Linked DNA regions of Homo sapiens: all the other regions are linked to region 1. Evidence: chromatin contacts called from ENCODE Hi-C or POLR2A ChIA-PET data. All regions are on one chromosome and are shown on one strand. Each heading gives the region's core, a stretch centred on a gene start or an enhancer-like site at or near the end of the contact. The rest is flanking DNA. Distances are from core to core; before and after follow the strand shown.

Region 1 (3,242 bases), core at 1-2,500:
CTGCCTGCCACATACTTGTTTGGCTCTTGGGCAAGCCACGTGTCTATACTTTGATTTCCTCTTCTGTAAAGCAGAGATAACATATCCACCCTGTGGGGTTGTTGTACAAAGATAGTGCCTTGTACACTCTAAGCTGCTATCATCCTCTCCTGAGTGGGTCTGGCGCACTACTGATCCCTGGTAATGTTAAAAAATCAAACACAACTGTGGGGGAATACTAGCCCCAGGTTCGTTTGCTCTCTCAACCTCCAAACTAGGGGGCACCCCCAGCTCCCTTACTCTGGGTGTTGTCTCTGTAGCCGCCATTTTTTCTTCTCTTGGTTCCCTTCCTACAAGAGCTTCTCAGTCGTGTTATTTACTCAGGCCTGAGGACAGAGGAGCCTGCGGGCTCCGGGCCTCTTGAGAAGTCAGTCTCGCTCACAGGTGGGACATAGCCCAGGCAGAAGGGCTGTTAGCAAATACGACTTTTTTTTTTTTTTTTTTTGAGACAGAGTCTCACTCTGTCGCCCAGGCTGGAGTGCAGTGGCGCGATCTCGGCTCACTGCAAGCTCCGCCTCCCAGGTTCATGCCATTCTCCTGCCTCAGCCTCCCGAGTAGCTGGGACTACAGGTGCCCGCCACCACCTCCGGTTAATTTTTTGTATTTTTAGTAGAGACGGGGTTTCACCGTGTTAGCCAGGATGGTCTCGATCTCCTGACCTCGTGATCTGCCCGCCTCGGCCTCCCAAAGTGCTGGGATTACAGGCGTGAGCCACCGCGCCCGGCCTACTGCTTATTAATTACCCCTGACCTCTGGTTTTGATTCTCGCAGTGATCCTTTAAAACACGCCTCGCCCTAATTAATAGCACCCTTTACAGAAGAGGAGATGGAGGCTCAGGGAAAGGTCACAAGACCACGAAGTGCCACTGCAAACTTAGAATCCAAAACCAGAAGTGCCATGGAAGCCCTCGCCGCGCCGCGCCGCCCCGCACCTGCAGGCGTCAAGGACGCGGAAGCCTTTGGAGCGCGCCAGGCCTGTGAGGAAGGCCCGGCGGCTGCGACCCATGCGAGGCTCGACCAGGTAGATGGCGACTCCCGGGAAGCGCGTCGAGGGCGGCGTGGAGGAAGCGGCATCGCCGCTAGGGGACCCGACCCGCGCTCGCCGCCGTTTGGGGAGCATTGGGACGACAGCCTCCAGCAGCGCGGAGCGAACGCAGAGGGAAACTCCGAGCGAGACGGAAGGAAGCCCCAGTGAGGCTGACGGAAGCGGGTGGGCGGGCGGGCGGCCGCCGGCTGGAAGAGGACGTGGCCCCGCCCTATGCAAATGAGGCCTCTCCGTGGGGCTCGCTACTTGGGCCAGTCGGAGCGCTGGGGAGGGTCCGGGCTCCTACAGGATTGGGTGTCCCGGCCGCTCCGGAAGACCCGCCTCCATGCAAATAACGGCAGAGGACCCGCCTTTTATTTAAATTAATGTCTCGGAAAGCGCTGTTCGGCCCCATTGGCCTCCGGGAGGAGAGGCTGGGCTGGAGCGGGGCGGGGAGGGTGTTGGAGGGGGTGGAGGAGGCGGGGTCAAGGGGGCGTCCCCGGCTAGGGAGGGTGAACTGGGACCTAGGCCCGGGCGGAGCGGGGTGGGCTGTGTCCTTGGCGCCGGGGCTGGGTCTAGGGTTGAGCCGGCGGCTCGGGGCGGACGCGTGCGGGCTGTGCCCGATCCCTCTGCGCTCGGGACTGTCACACGGAAGCCGGCGGGCGCAGGACCGACACGCGGGTTTCCAATGCGCTGGTGGGGCGGTCGCTTCAAACACGCGGGAAGATTTTTCAGTCGAATGGCATTAGGACAACTGGCAGGCCATTTGGAAAAATAGAAGTTGGTGCCCTTCCTCATTCCTTAACACCAAAATAAATTCCAGATGGGTCAAACATTTCCATCTAAAAAGGAAACCAACAACGTACTGGAAAAAAGTCGGTGAATGTTTTTATGATCTAAATATCACAATAAACTTGGAAACACTAAAGGAAAAGAATGATAAACTGGACTACAGACAAATTTTAAATCTGATTAAAAATTAGAGTCAGAAGATAAACTGGGATAAAGTGTGAGATATTTTGGAATTAAGATTATCTCATGATAATCTTATCAAATTGTCCATAGATAAAAAGACAATAATTTAATAGAAAAATTAGCAAAAAAACTCACGTAGATGATTCTTAGAAGAAATCCTGGTCAATAAATTTATGACCAGAGTGCCCAACCTGTCCAGTCGTTACAGAATACCTAAATGAGAATATCTTCAGTTGTGGGTTTATCAAACATTCAAAAAAATTGACCACACATGTTGAAGGTGCGAGGTAATTGGCAATCCATAGGAAGGACTGTGGAAGCCAATGTGGCAACCACATCCAACAAAATGAAAACAAAATAATACACATTGATCCAGCAATTCCTTTCCCAAGATTGGGATTGCATTGAATCTATAGATCAAGCTGGGGAAATCTGATGTCTTGATAATATCAAGTCTTCTGTCTATCTTATTTAGATATACTCCATTTGTAACCTCTGTTACGGTAGTGTGGCACTGCTCAGCCTAACTGATGGGACACCAGATCAGATGCAACCCCCTTCCACATGCCTCTCCTCATCACTGCCCCATCGTCCTCAGTCTTGAGCCCCAGACTCCTTGAGCACCTATCCTTTTTCTTTGGCTCCTCTCTGACATCTTTAGTGGGCTGGCTCTTCCCCATCTCTGCACTCAGAGCACAGGGCTGAGGGGAGTGGGGGAGATGGCTCAGCCCAGGCATCCTCTTGACCTCCTACACCATCTCCCAGCCTCCTAATTCATCTACCTCTTCAGGGCTGTAGAGCTTCCTGGGCCTCAGGACCCACATACAGAAGCCAGGAGGCCTGCGTATGGTCCCTCTCTCCCCATCCTCCCCTTGTGCCAGCAGGGATGGGCAGGCTCTAAGGGTCTTCGTCTGTGGATCTGGCTCCTACCCTTCTCAAGGAGGAGGCTCTGCCCAAATATCCCCTGAGCAGATCCCTCTAGCTGTCTAAAACCATTTCTGTTCCTTTTAATGTCCTCTGTCTGGCCAGAGCACCTGGGCTCCCCTTGGAGCCCTTGTTCTCTCCTGGGAAGGCAGAGGCAGTTTTTAAGACTATGAGACCTGAATACTTAAAACACTGGGCAACTGTGCAAAAATGTTTGTGCAAGGAATCTCATCCAAATGACAGTGGAAGAAACTGCCTAGCTTAGAAATCAGCCAGGCCC
Region 2 (3,242 bases), core at 196-2,695, 690 kb after region 1:
TGATCCTGTGTTTACCCCAAGCCCGGCGGGGACACGCTCACAGATGTCACCACAGCCCTGCCCTTCATGCCCAGCCCCATGGGACACCCGGTGGTCTTTCCCAAACCTCCCCCAAAACACACCTGGAGCCAGAGCCTTCTGCCGCCAGCCCTGCCCCTGAATTGGAAGCAGCCCTGTGCTCGATGGGAGGGGCTCCCAGGCCGGCAGCCCTTGCCACCTCCCTCTGCCAAGCCTGCTGCTGCAGAACGGTTTTTGCTGAGGTGCCCCTGCCCAGCCCTGTCCAGCCTTGTCCACACACACATCTCACGCCCCTGGTCTCACAGCCTCACACCTTGTCCTTCCACCCCTGCCTGCCCCCACCCAGCCTGCTTCTTGTCCAGCATTGATCCTTCTGTTTCAACAACTCCTCCACTGGGCAGAGCTGGGCATCTGGCAGGGCTGGCTCTGTCCCCTGGGCCTTTGGCTCCAGTGGCCCCTGTGCCCAGCAGTCCAGCTCTTGGAACCTCGCTGAATGGCAGCCTCTTGGGGGCCTGGAGCTCTGGCAGCCCAGCCGTGTGTGGTGTCAGGTTCCTCTCCCCACCCCAGCTTCAAGCAGAGGCCTCGGGGTGGGGGAGCTACAAAGCACAACAATGTACATAGTGTAGAAACACTAACAGCTGGGAGAGGGGAGCCAGCTGTCCAGCCAGCATGTTCCTGTTGTACAGCCCGGTCTCCCTGCGCGCTCTGCTCCTTCCCATGTGCAGACAGATCAGGGAGGAACCTCCAATGGGTGGGGGACAGTGAGCTTCGGCCTGGCCGAGGTGGGTGGGTGGGCTCTCAGATTCAGCTCTGTGTAAAGATTCTCTAGCGGGCTGCGCTCCCAAGTTCCCCTTCTCTGTGAAAGTGAAGAATTAGTACAGCTGTGTTTTTTAAAGCCACCTCTCTGTCTCCACCCCATGGGCCCACACCCAGGTGGGGGAGGAGGAAGCCACTGCATCTGTTGGCTCAGGGCCCCAGCCTGTGCGAGCAGGGCGCCTGGGCTGTTGTGTCTCCTGTCTGTGCCGATCTCTATTAAAGGACTCCCTCTTGGTGGGCCTGGCCGAGTCCCTCCTTTGTGCTCCCAGGGACTATTTTCTCCTCGTAAGCCAGCGACCTGCCTAAAGCTTGGGCTGTGCCTGCAAAGCTTGTGCAGGACCTGGGGGCCAGGTCGACCTTCAAGTGGCTTTTGGGGCCCCAGGTTGAGCTCTGGATGTTTCAAGCCAAGGCTCGGCTATTCCCGCCCCATAGTAAATTTCCTTTTCCCTGGAATTTTCCAAGTTGGCTTCAGCTGAAGAGCTGTTTTGTGAAGCATCCCAGGCTTGCCCAGGAGAGACATTTGCCACTATGTCACCTTATCTGGGCTTGCCCTGGGGCACTGAGACAGTTGTTTGGCAGCCCCAGCCCAGCCAGGGGCTCATCCTTCTCAGCTCTTGTCCCTGGGAGGCCTCTGCTTGTCACTTCCCAGAGATTGCAGAGGTGTGTCCTGCCTACCATCTGCCTGTCCAGCTTGGTGGGGGTCCGGGTCACCATTTCCTCCAGTCCTGGGCCCCATCCTTGAGGGCCTTCCCAGCCAGCCAGCAGGAGAGGCAAGAACTGGGGGAACACAGGAACCTAGGGGAGGAGGGGAGCGCTGGGCATCCTCAGGCTGGCGGCCAAGGCCTGCCCCTGGAGGCACTAGAGGAGGGCATCTGTCTGTGGGAGCCCAGAGGCTGCAGGGAGGAGGAGGAGGGAGGTATCTGGTGTGAGCGTTGCCCCTGCGACATTTGGGACCACACAGGTGGGCTTCCTTATTCCCTGACAAAGCCTCTGTTTCCAGCTCTTCCGCCCTCTCTGGATGAGGGAACAGAAGTGGAGGAAACAAAAGAAGCAGCAGCACGCACAGTCCTGTCGCTGGGTGCGGAGACAGCCTGGCAAAGTCCCACTCAGCCATGGCCTGATGCAGGCCCCAGGCCCTCCTTTCTTGGGTGTCAAATGACTGTGTCCTGGACATCTGATGCACCACCTGCCCTGCCTGTTGCAAACGTGATGCTCCCGGATGGAGTGGAGAAACTAGGAGACTGGGACAAGCAAAAGGCTGCAAACAACCCAGAAGCCCATCCTCAGAAGACTGGAGAAATGATTGAGGAATGCATGGGCACCGTGGCCCTGTGCTCCATCACAAACACCTCTCAGAAACAACGTGGGATGAAAAAGCAAGACAGTTCATACAGTATGATGCCATTTTTATAAAGCTCAAAACCAAATATGTGTGGAATTCATACCCAGGTGCTAAAGTCATCAGGGAGGGCAGGGAGTCAGTACAACACAGTGCTCACCCGTGGGGAGGGGACGGAGCTGTGCTTAGGGAAGAGCAGAGATGCTGGAGGTTTTGAACCTCAGGGTCAGTGGTGGCTTCGTGGGTTTCACTTTGTCGTACTTTCTGTTTCACACATTTTCTTGTGAATGTGCCAAGTATTACATAAAAACCAAAAGGCTGACCAGACTTAACAGTGCTCCACCCAATAGCAGCAGAACACACGTTTCTAAGTGCACAGGGAACGTTCTCCAGGACAGACCACACGTTAGTGCACAAAGCAAGTCTCAGTAAATTAGAGATCGGAATCCTGCAAACCACCTTCTCCAATCACAATGGAATAAAACCAGAAATCCATACCAGAAGGAAAATGAAAATTCACACATACATAGAAATTGAACACACTTTTTAACAGCCAAAGGGTCAAAGGAGAAATCACGAGAAAAATTAGGAAATAGAGATGGATGAAAACAACATACCAGAACTTAAGGAATGCGGCAAAAACTGCTCTGAGGGAAATTTATAGCTGCAAATGCCAACATTTAAAAAGATGCGACATCTTGGCTGGGTGTGGTGGCTCACGCCTGTAATCGCGGCACTTTGGGAGGCCGAGGCAGGCAGATCACCTGAGGTCAGAAGTTCGAGACCAACCTGGCCAAAGTGGTGAAACCCTGTCTCTACTAAAAACACAAAAATTAGCCAGGCGTGGTGGCTCACACCTGTAATCCCAGCTATTCACGAGGCTGAGGCAGGAAAATCACTTGAACCCAGGAGGCAGAGGTTGCAGTGAGCTGAGATCATGCCATTGCACTCCAGCTTGGGTGACAGAGTGAGACTCTGTCTCAAAACAACAACAAAAAAATTCCTAGAAAGATACAAATGACCAAAATTGTCCCAGGAAAAATAGAAAATCTGAACAGGGCCAGGTGCA
Region 3 (3,242 bases), core at 200-2,699, 560 kb after region 1:
AACTTCATCAGAATCCCATAGCCCCTTGCAGGGCTCAGAAGTTGGCCTTTTGGGAGTGAGTGCTTTCCCGCACCCCTCCCCTGGCCCAGGACCCCTCACTCCTTCTGGCAGCTTCCTGCCCCTTGAATGTCATTTACAACCTTGCCCACTTACCTTAACATTTTAACCTTTTCCCCCTTATCAGTGACATTGTCATTGGTGGTCAGAGAATTAACTGTGTGTAACTGTATATTTGAGGCAAGGCAAGGGGACAGATATTTTCCTTACGTTATTAGTTGTGCAACAGAAGCCAATTAAGAGATTGGAGAGATGAATAACACTAGTGATGGGTTGCAACTTGGGTGTGGAGCTGGGCACACCCACGTACGTCATTGTGACTCAGAAGTCCCTGTCACCGCCCTGAGCCAAGTACTAAAGTAAGGCCCAAATACCACACTTACTTCATAAAGAAACCAAAGTCTGACTGCCTCCATTTCTCATGAGTGAAAAACTGTTTCTATTATAGGAAACTTAGGTCTTCAGTGTGTTTGATGGTAGCATGCTATTAGATTGTGTATTCTCAAGTCTGATTTTCCCCATTACTGTGCTTTCTCCTTTTCACTTCTGCTTTGTCACTTGGAATGTTTCTAGAAGTAGAAGTCACTGCCCCTGCCTACATCAGACTGCAATTCCGGGACATCCAGGCAACAGCAAGGGATAATTAGGAATAAATTTGGCTGGAAGAAAGGGAAAATGCAGCTTAGGCAGCCTAAACCAACAGGCTTATTTTTCTCACTCAGTAAGAGAGCTGAGGTCGCCTGACTCAGCTCAGGTTCTCAGTGAGCCATCAGCCACCAGGTGCCACCTTTCAGTGAGTGGGCTTCTATCCCTTCCAGGTGTCTCTTCATGCTCCATGGGAATTAGATGGGACATGCTTTGACTCTCTCTTCCAGAAGCTTTCTCTTCTTTTTGAAGGGGCTTCTGTTTGCGCTGGGTGGTCAATGACTCAGCCTAGTCTTGATTTATCCCCCAGGATGGGGACAGACAGCAGGGGAGAGATCTCAGGTTGAGATGAGTGTACAGTAAGGGCTGGGAGTATCAGAAGGGGAAACGCTCTCCCAGATAGTGACAAAGCTAAGCGACCATGTGAAGGGAGAGGACAAACATCCCATGGAAAGAAGGGTAGCTGCCAGGCCTGCGGGAAGGAAGGAGCATGATGCTGGGGCATGGGAGCAAGTGGACAGGGAGGGCTCTGCAGGTCCCCTGGAACCTAAAGCCAGGGGTTATGGAAGGCAGATCCAGATTCAGGTGTTCAGAGGATGAGGCAGGGGTGGGTAGTTTAAGGAGCTGGAGAAGAGGTATCTCCTTGGGGAGTGGAAGATGTTAGAGAGATACAGGGTTGCAGGACAACAGGGAGGTGGAAAGAGAGTGGGGGATGGACTGTGGCATCTGGGCCCCACCAGGAAGGAAGTGGCCCCATTGGTGACTCATACAGGGAGGGGTGGGGCCAGTGGGTGCCTGGGAGCTCTGGTACTTGGGCAGGTCTGGCTTCCTGCTGCCACATCTGTTGGGAGGTGAAGCCTGCAGGCCAAATAATGACCTTCATTTTCAAAGCCTTTTTGAATAAATAAACTTTTTTGAGGTTTAACTTACATATATTAAAATTCACTTGTTTTAAGTGTTTAGTGCAGTAGGTTTTGCCAAATGTGTGCAGTCACTACACTCGATACAAAACATTCTATCACTCAATTCAAAAACCTTTTAGTATACCTCCAGGTCTTGGCGCAAAGAGGGCTTGCTGTTGTTGGGTGTGGGGGCTCACCCAGTCCTGGAGACAGAATGGGCTCTTTGTCTGAAGGTGGGGCAGGGTGCTCCCCCAGTGGTGTGGGAACTGAGCCAACTGGAGAGTGAAGTGGGATGCATGGTGTAAGATGAATAAGGGAAAGGCTGCAGAAGTTGCATTCCCAGCATTTTCCTTCCCGGGGATTCCCAGCAGCTCAGCAGTACCGGTATGAACCAGTTTTTTTCTGACTGCCTCCAGCATGAGCTGAATTTCCGTCTGTGCAGTTATCCTCAGCCAATTGAAAATCACCTGGAGTTGTATTCCAAGCACAAAAGAAGGTCAGAGAGTGGAGGCCCGATGATCATGATCGCCCTGTCTCCAGGGCCTAGGCTGGAAGGAGTCCTGCAGCCTTTGTGGCTCAGGACCAGAGAGCTGACCTTGACCCTGACCTTGTGATCCCAGGCATCAGTGGCTGGAAATTCCTTTCATTTTATTGTTGAGCCCAGAAGCGCCCAGCTCTCTTTGGCAAGGTTAAGCTAGGGTAAGAGGCACTGTTACTAGAGTGACCAGAGTTCTTTAAGCGTCGCTCTGCTATTACTCAGTTAACCTTATTAATACCCTGCCTGGTGACTGCTGTGTGTAAATTCTGCCTGAGCCCACATCTCTCCAGTGGGAATATGATTGACATTCCAGGTGCTCTAAGTAAGTTGGAAAAGCCCACAGAGAGCCTCAGTAAAAGTTAGCTATACCTATCCCTGCTGCTATTGGTGGGTTTTTTTTGTTTTGTTTTGTTTTACTATTTTAATTGTTATTCAAAGCTAATTTTATTGAAAAGAAGTAAACTTGTGATTTTGCTATGACTTTTGGCTCTGGATCCAAAAGTGAATATTGTCCCCTAGGATAAAGGAGGCTGTCTGTACAGCTGGAGAGACTCTTGATCTAAGGTCTTGCTCTTGGGTGACTTTGCCCTGTGTTTCTGGACACTTAATGGGTTTTACGAAATAGAAGAAAATGTTTTAGGGGTTTAATAAAGTTTGGGTTGTGCTGTTCTCCAGTACTTACTGGGTTTGAGGGTCATGCCCTATCCATGAACCTGTTGTGGCCCCAGGGAACTAAGTAAGTGTCTACAGCTAGACTTGGGGTGCGGGTCACATGGTGTGAGGGTAGACATTCTAGCACTGGAGCAAGTTTGGGGTAAAGAAAAATTTTGATTAGGTTTTTTGTGGGTTTTTTTTTTTTTCTTTGAGACAGAGTCTCGCTCTGTCGCCAAACTGGAGTGCAATGGCATGATCTCAGCTCACTGCAACCTCCGACTCCCTGGTTCAAGTGATTGTCCTGCCTCAGCCTCCTGAGTAGCTGGGATTATAGGCACACACCACCACCCCCAGCTAATTTTTGTATTTTTTTTTTTTTTAGTAGAGACAGGGTTTCACCATGTTAGCCAGGATGGTCTCGATCTCCTAACCTCGTGATCCGCCCG

What was found. A loop is a pair of places that touch in the nucleus more often than their neighbours do. ChIA-PET counts read pairs that join two places held with the same protein, here RNA polymerase II (POLR2A). Pooled maps may share reads with other maps.
Region 2: a loop to region 1 is called in a pooled map, with 4 times the contacts of the local background. The contact joins the enhancer-like site here to the promoter of POLM in region 1. A Hi-C loop is called at or near these places in 1 of 50 pooled maps.
Region 3: a pooled map shows a loop between it and region 1 (11-fold over the local background). The contact joins the enhancer-like site here to the promoter of POLM in region 1. A Hi-C loop is called at or near these places in 1 of 37 single-sample maps with no recorded cell type and 8 of 50 pooled maps. POLR2A ChIA-PET finds 5 or more read pairs at or near these places in 2 of 52 experiments (H1 and activated T-cell).

The regions. Positions count from the first base shown.
Region 1 is chr7:44,081,280-44,084,521 of GRCh38, forward strand. POLM (DNA polymerase mu) reads right to left here and starts at 1,251. Exons shown (of 11, transcript NM_013284.4): 1 at 972-1,251. The coding sequence starts at 1,159. RefSeq lists an enhancer at 1,025-1,525 and a silencer at 1,237-1,816.
Region 2 is chr7:44,767,621-44,770,862 of GRCh38, forward strand. It overlaps ZMIZ2 (zinc finger MIZ-type containing 2), which reads left to right. Exons shown (of 19, transcript NM_031449.4): 19 at 1-2,261. The coding sequence ends at 3. Among named protein-coding and RNA genes, the nearest start is that of ZMIZ2, 20 kb to the left of the region's middle. RefSeq lists enhancers at 364-890, 725-864. Within about 2 kb of position 1,446, at least 29 of the 41 ENCODE cell types and tissues checked have a DNase peak (open chromatin) inside an H3K27ac peak, as active enhancers do.
Region 3 is chr7:44,637,907-44,641,148 of GRCh38, forward strand. All of the region lies in intron 2 of OGDH (oxoglutarate dehydrogenase), which reads left to right. Among named protein-coding and RNA genes, the nearest start is that of OGDH, 33 kb to the left of the region's middle. RefSeq lists enhancers at 120-630, 476-595, 484-1,011, 1,076-1,225, 1,540-2,067. Within about 2 kb of position 1,450, at least 40 of the 41 ENCODE cell types and tissues checked have a DNase peak (open chromatin) inside an H3K27ac peak, as active enhancers do.